Linked DNA regions of Homo sapiens: region 1 is linked to region 2. A link is a contact called in ENCODE Hi-C or POLR2A ChIA-PET data. All regions are on one chromosome and are shown on one strand. The core of a region is the stretch at or near the end of the contact, and the rest is flanking DNA. Distances in the headings are between cores, read along the strand shown. Region 1 overlaps ZEB2 (zinc finger E-box binding homeobox 2). Region 2 overlaps ZEB2 (zinc finger E-box binding homeobox 2).

The links. Hi-C counts contacts between places; a loop is a spot of excess contacts on that map. ChIA-PET counts read pairs that join two places held with the same protein, here RNA polymerase II (POLR2A). Pooled maps may share reads with other maps.
Region 1: a pooled map shows a loop between it and region 2 (7-fold over the local background). The contact joins two enhancer-like sites. A Hi-C loop is called at or near these places in 2 of 168 maps with a recorded cell type or tissue (cardiac septum and heart left ventricle) and 5 of 50 pooled maps. POLR2A ChIA-PET finds 5 or more read pairs at or near these places in 4 of 52 experiments (BJ, activated CD8-positive, alpha-beta memory T cell, activated T-cell and 1 more).

What each region holds. Positions count from the first base shown.
Region 1 is chr2:144,491,854-144,495,774 of GRCh38, reverse strand. All of the region lies in intron 2 of ZEB2 (zinc finger E-box binding homeobox 2), which reads left to right. Among named protein-coding and RNA genes, the nearest start is that of ZEB2-AS1, 26 kb to the left of the region's middle. Within about 2 kb of position 2,539, at least 2 of the 41 ENCODE cell types and tissues checked have a DNase peak (open chromatin) inside an H3K27ac peak, as active enhancers do.
Region 2 is chr2:144,413,084-144,416,601 of GRCh38, reverse strand. All of the region lies in intron 4 of ZEB2 (zinc finger E-box binding homeobox 2), which reads left to right. Among named protein-coding and RNA genes, the nearest start is that of QTMAN, 82 kb to the right of the region's middle. Within about 2 kb of position 2,146, at least 10 of the 41 ENCODE cell types and tissues checked have a DNase peak (open chromatin) inside an H3K27ac peak, as active enhancers do.

The DNA.
Region 1 (3,921 bases), core at 1,290-3,789, 79 kb before region 2:
GAGTGCAAGTGCAGTGTAACTGGACTGCTGGGTGCCCAGTGAAGTGAGGAAAATCAGATACAGCACAGGCTGAAAGAATGAAGCAAGAATTCATATCTCTGTGCAGAACATGCACAGTACTTTGCTCACACAGAGAGTTCACACATAGACAAAAGCATGTTTGCTTGTGGGTTATTTTCAGGGGATTCTATAGCCACAGTCTAGGCGTATATATTTGCACGTAAGCTTTCTTTCTGCATTTTGTACTGGTAGGTGTGTCTACATGTGAACATGTAAACATGCTTATATGAGAAGACAATTTGCTGTTGCTGATTTAAGACACGGGAAAGGCCTCCTAGTTCACTGAGGCGTTTCCCTCCTAATGTAGTAGAAGCAGAATCTTTTTGTTTTCTACAATTGTTTTAATAAAGGACTCTGTGTGTGTTTAAGGAAGACTCAGAGCCAGAGTGTCAAGTGCTGCAGTGAAAAATACTGAAGATTTTTCTTTCCATAAGACAGCTGCAAACTTTATAACCCAGTTCACTCTGGGTTTTCATTTCTCAATTGTTTCAAGGTGTCTTGGGAATGATTTGCCCTTAAATAACTAGTTATCAACAAAGGAGAAAAAATAGCAATAAAAAATGTGATAAACCTGCATAGACTAGTTTAACTAAAATGAAGAATTTCCTTGCTTGGAGCAGTTCAAGGACCGAACATAGCAAAACTGTGTGATTTAAATGAAATATTCAGAGTGGTCAACATAAATACACATGTAGACAAGAGATAGTATATGTGTGTGTGTATACACTGAGGTTACTTCTTGAAGAAATAGGCATTTTTTCCTTTCTTTTTGCTTTTTCTTTCTTTTCTTTTTCTGAGTAAAGGACCCCAGAGATTGTCTTTCACTTTGAAAACAATCTCTAATATCAGGAAAATGCGCTGTTTGTTTATGCGTACATAATGCAAGTTTGTCCGCCTGGGAACTGCAGCAAATGGGAGAAGTATGCATGGATTTCACAGGTAACAGGATTACGTGGGCACATAATTGATCCATTTGGAGAAAAAAAATGACAGTGCTCTAAAGATGCCTAGGCTTTGGAGATGGAGTTTATGAAACAGGCATTTGTAAATTCAAAGGAATCAATATGTCAATTTTATTACATCTCAGAACCAGCTGGGCATTAAAGGAACAGTAGCCTTAAAAAAAATTACAGCTGCATATTCCTACGTTGTCTACCTTTCTTAAAGGCCCTAGAATTTAAGGAAATGAACTTAGAGATGTGTACCTTTTCAGAAATGAATTTACATTGTCCAAAGAGAACAACAATTTAACATTATGTCAGTTATCAACCTAAAAATTTGATTGAAATGTCTGCCTTATCATTACAATTGAAGTCTATTAATAGATACAGATAATAAGCAGAATAGTGATTTTCACATAGGTTGCACTGTCAAGGATTCATTGGAATTCATATTTGCATTGTGCTTTTCAACAGTCTAGATTTTACCTCTTCACTGATGATAGGACATAGTTTAAGAGCTAGCCTTTGGGTGTCCCACAGAATTGGGTCTGTGCATGTGTGAAATATTCCTGTTTTATTAGAGTTTTTGACAATCTATTTTTTTTTTTTTTTTTTTTTTTTTGAGACGGAGTCTCGCTCTGTCGCCCAGGCTGGAGTGGAGTGGCGCGATCTCGGCTCACTGCAAGCTCCGCCTCCCGGGTTCAGGCCATTCTCCTGCCTCAGCCTCCCGAGTAGCTGGGACTACAGGTGCCTGCAACCACGCCCGGCTAATTTTTTGTATTTTTAGTAGAGACAGGGTTTCACTGTGTTAGCCAGGACGGTCTCGATCTCCTGACCTCGTGATCCGCCCGCCTCGGCCTCCCAAAGTGCTGGGATTACAGGCGTGAGCCACTGCGCCTGGCCGTTTTTGACAATCTAAAAAGACCAAGCTATTTTAAATTATTAAGTTCCTAAATAATAGGATTTGGACAGCAGCCATAAGAGAGGTGAATGGGATGGGAATTTAAGATACTATTTTAATATCACAAAGAGGTTACACAACTAAGGATGAAAGTTAGAAGCTATGAATTGGTCCACATACTCTGCATGTGCTGTCTGCTAGAGGCTGCAAGGCGAGCTGCTTCACTGTTTCATGTTCCAATCTCCACCACCCAGACTCCTGCTCCAATAACATCTCTAGATCTATTCACTTGTAACAAATGGAGCCCAGTTCTCCTCCCTCCCCAAGGAGGCCAGACACTCGATATAATGAAAAGAACACAGGATTCAGACCCAAACAAATTTGTGTCCACATTCTGATTCTGCCATTTACTCTCCATGCCATGTGCCCCTGGGTGCGTTTCTTAACCACTCTGAACTTCGGTTCTTAATGCTTAAAAATGGGGAGCAGTATTTGTTTTATAGAATCTTTGGGAGTATTACACAAAATTCTAAAGACAGTGTCTGGAGCCTAGAAAACGCTCACTAAATTCTGATTATGACTGTTTCAAGGTGTGACTAATCAGGATGCCAGGAACCCTACGATGGAGGCACTTCAGTTTCTGGGCCTTGCTGAAACATTCTTGAAAAGAGGAAACAATAACCGTAGCCTGAGATATTCGTTCCTTTTTTTTTTACTCTTTGGAGAGTACTTAAAAAAAGAAGAAAAAAGAAATAGTCATAGTGATTGGCATGCTATTCTACCTCTACATTTCCAGGAAATATACATGGTACTTTTTCTTATAGAAACAGCATCTCCTCCAAAAAGAATACATTCTGAGATGACTTTTGTCACAGCACTTAAAATATCTGATTCCTATTTGTCTCCCCACAAATGTGTAAATGGCTTGAGGGCAGTCTTGCCCATCTCAGCTCAGGCCATGACATACAAAAATTGTTTCGTTAAAGCAAAGGTATAATGAATACAGCGGGTATATTAAAGATTCAGTATACATTATCATATGTAGAAAAAAGCTTTGGGTAACTTTATGTCAGATTCCCTACCACCATATTAATAACTTTTTGAAATTCACTTTGTGACAGCTATGTTATTTTGAATACTTGAGTGGGTTTGCTTTTTGTTTTTGTTTTTGTTTTTAGTTTGTATTTAAATCAACTGGCTCTCTGCCTTTCTCAATGACACCTTTGAGACTTGGGAGTCAGGGAGGCAGAGAGGCAGTGTGGGTGCTCGGAAGAGTGTAGGCTTTGGACATCTGGGCTCAAATTTGGTTTCTACTTTCATACAAGCCATAAGACCTGTAGCAAGTTGTTCAGTCTAACTGCATCTCTGCTTCTCATAATAATACTCATGTTATAGGGCAGTTGGGAAGAAATACTGGTAACAGGTAAAGTGCCAAGCACATAGTAGGTGATTAATGTTCTGTCCCCTTCCTCCACTCTTCTTTGTCACTTGAGCATTCACTTTGGGTTGGCATTTAGTGAGCTCCTTCTGCCCGTCAACAAGTCAATCAACATTTAATACATACCATGGGTAGATATCTTACCCCTGTTCCAAATTTCATTATGAAAATTGGGCTATTTTCTACTCAAGGAAATGAGCATGCAGAAGTACCTTCTGTACTTAGAATCACAATCATTTTAGCTATTTTCCGCTTAATCTGACGGTTTCTTTGTTCCCATCATCTTTTTTAGTGAAGCACTTTGGTGTTTCTGCAATCCTTTGCTATCATTCTGTGCTTGGGTATCTCAGATCTCTCTTCTCCCCCGATCCTTTGAAGACATCAGAAAAGAAGAAGCACAAGGTCTCTTGACTATACGTTTGCCACACAACTGTGTGGATTGGTTAGTTAATAGAGTTGATTAAAACACTTTGTTTGATTCTGCTTAAGCATACCAGAAATACATTCAAAATCTACAGCTACAAAATGTAAAGAAGGTAGTCCAAATATAGTACTACATAATGAGGCTCCCTGTTGGTAGT
Region 2 (3,518 bases), core at 897-3,396:
GATGATAGGAGAGAATGTAGTCAATTTAAGATGATCCAAGGAATACACACTGTATGGGTTGCACTCTTTGAAGTCAATAGGAAAAAGAGACTATCAGTCAGCAGTAAGGGAATAGGAATACAGTTGGAATCTTGAGACATGGACATGTAGAATAATTGCTGTGGACAATGCGTGGAGATTCAATTATTAGGAAGGAATATCCCATTTTGAAAACATAGTCTGCAACAAGACTATACTATTATTTAAGATTTTTTTAAGATACGTTTGATACTCCAGAAATTGGACTGGATCGTAGTTCAGCAGGGTAAGAATGATACAAGTGTAAGGGACAGAGATGGAAGTGATGATTTCAAGTTCCAAGGTGAACTGAGGTAAATAAAATCAGAATGGGTAAAAGGGACTAGGAAACTTTTCAGGGCCTGATTGTCACATTGAAGTACACGTTTCAAGGGAATGAGAAACTGGATGATAGGCAAGGGGAGAAAGTAGAAATCAGAGAGCGAAAGTTCGCGGTTCTGGTTCTTGTCCCAGGGTTAGCCCAGGAGCAAGTGTGGCCATCCATGTTGCTGGATTAGAGAAAGCCTAAGCACTGTGAAGCCAGGTTCTGCATGGACTATCTATTAAGTGATGAAGTTTCCCAGAATGCAATGGCATCCTGTGGGAAATGTAATCATGGGACAGGCGTCATTTTGCTTGCAGTATACAGGCAATGTCCTAAAACATGACGGTGAAAATGGATGACTTTCGACTTCGACTTCAAACCATTACAGCTACAGAGTGGAAACAATTTGAGGGTAGAGGTTAGGTCTGCTCTTCTCCATAATCCCTCTCAGAGGATGCAGTGGTTTATACAGTGTTAATGGTTCATAACCAGGGTATTTGTTGAATTAATGAATAAATAAACAAAGAAATAAATGATGAGTGAGTTGACGAAACAGGAACATTGATTGGAAGCAGTAGCGTGAATTAAGGAGTTTGTTGACCCTTCCTCTTTGTTCTGTGAGTCATAACAAATGAAAGCAGGAATGGCCCTGTGGAAAAGGTCTGTAAGGGATGGGTTATTATCAGGGGATGACACAGTTTCATTTAGTCTGAAGAAGTGGAACACATGTAGGAGGATATAATTAAGCATGGGAGGAAAATAACGAGTAATATGTGAAATGGGAAAGCAAAATGAACCGGGAATAAAGTTCTTTTTTGGTTTCTAGTCCAAAGTTAAGCTTGAGGCATTTCTTGTTTACTATAACCACAAAATATCTAATATCTGCTAACTAATAACTAATACCTGCTATTTTAACAGATGTTAAAATAATACCTAATAAAAATTCACCTTTGCAAGGTGCTATGGAAAGTTATTCTTTATTGAGCGCCTTTAGAAACTTGATTACAAATTAGAAACAGTCAAATTAGGAAATACAATCCTTAAATATTAAATGGAAATTTTAAATAAGCATCTTGAACAGAGAATTTGAAAAACTTTTATGTGTTCTCTTTGCCCCACTAGACCCAGCTCTGGATTACCCAGTTAAAAAAAAAAATGTAAGAATAAAACAAGTGTCTAGGATTCAGAGGAATGGGGACATTTAAAAAAAAAAAAGAAAAAAAGTAAAAATTTTCTACACACACATATACAAACACACACACACACACACATACACTCTGAAGTGGGCATTTTAACTGACTTCCCCCCATATTCATTGTATGGTGTAATAATGTTGCTATTTAGAATTGCTTATAATGTCATTGTGATCGTTTCAGTATGTAGGGCCTGTTCAAATGGTACCAAGTCAGGCATGATGAAAAACTAAAAAGATGAGGTTCTCTCTTTTCTTGCCTCTTTCTCTCATGTTGAGTCATTATGGTGCAGTAGAAAGAGCAGTGGGTGAAGAGTCAGGATACATAAATCCTACATACAGCTCTTCCAGAAATTACTTGTGCAACTTTGTATGAATCACTAACCTCACTGTACCTTAGTTGTAACATCTGTTAAATGAGGAAATCAGGCTAGAAATTTTGAACTCCACCCCACCCTGCCCTTTCTTCTAATGAAATTTTACTGGAAGCATGAACAAAAAAATTACTGGACCGCACTAGCCGTCATGGGATGGGAGGCTCTCGGGGGCCCTGCCTCACGATAACATACACAGGGCCAGCTTCCTGGGTCTGGGACCTGCACAGTCGCACAGGGCCCAGCACTGAGAAGGGCTGCTTGGTTGGCTCTGCAGTTGCTGTCTTGAAGCTCTTGACAATTTTTGAATGAGGGGCCCAACATTTTCATTTTACACTGGGCCCCACCAACCATATAGCCAGTCCTGTTCATGTCTCACAAAATACATGAGAAGAATAGCAGAGTACAAGCTAGGATGGGAAGTGGTGGAATCAGAGAGGCACTGCTTCAAGTATTGAACAGAAATGCCAGTTAGGTCTAAGTTTACAGGATCCTTCTTTGGGTGTCTCCAGAGCAATTGAACCCCAAGTAAAGATCCAGATCTAGACTGAAAATCTTGCCTCAGCAAGAAATACAGTGGTGCCAGGTGTAACTCCCCTAAACTGATAATATTAGTATAAGGTTGGCAGCCTAGCCAGCAATTAAGTCTCTTTAACCATCAATTCTGTGCATCGCATCGTTAGCATAGGGGAAAGTGGGGGAAAGAAGAACTTTTTTTACTTTCACTATCCTCTTGGTTTAATAACTCTCAATTTCTCCTGTTCCTCTTAACATGGAGCTTAAATTAAAACTTTTAAATTAGTTAGCTTTCTTATATCAGTAACAGAAGCGATACAAGTTTGATTATAACGTATTTCTCTGCAAGAGTTGAGTGGATATATAATGTTAATCAATTGTACAAAATCAGTTTATCAGATAATTCAGTTAGTACCTAAATACTTAACAAGGAGGGAATCATACTATTACAAAGTATGTCATATTCTTCTTGGTTGTATCTATCACATTTTTATAGGTTGGAAGAGTTTTGTCTGCCAGTCAGACATCTGTCAGGGAAGTCATTATTTTTTAATTTCTTAGTTAACTTCATACATTGAGTTTTTAAAAATAAGGTGGAGAAAGAGATAGGTTTGGAGGAGAGAAAAATAGAAGTAGTGCTTGGCAGGTGAGACGGGGGATGATTTTCAGACTATAATCAGTGAACGCCAAGAAGAGCCTGTTCACTTCCTGGCTAATGAATGCTGTTGTTTTATTAGCTTTGTTTGCGATTAGGAGCAGCTATCTTCACTTCACAGCAAGTGTTCCCACAAGAAATAACTGATATTTCAAGCTTCTTGAGTGCCTCCTTCATTCATTCAACAAATATTTAATAAGCGCTGTTTTGCTTGTGATGTTGTCTGGGGTTTCCAGGCACTTCCAAAATATTTTCTCTTAATCTGCATGTTTGTTTTCCCCATCAGAAAGCTGTGTTGTTTTGAGTTTTTAATTGAAAAGAATACAGATAAAATTCTCTAGGCCTAGCCAGTAAAGAAAAAGCAAACTGATTAAAGTAATTAATTAATTGAAATTATGG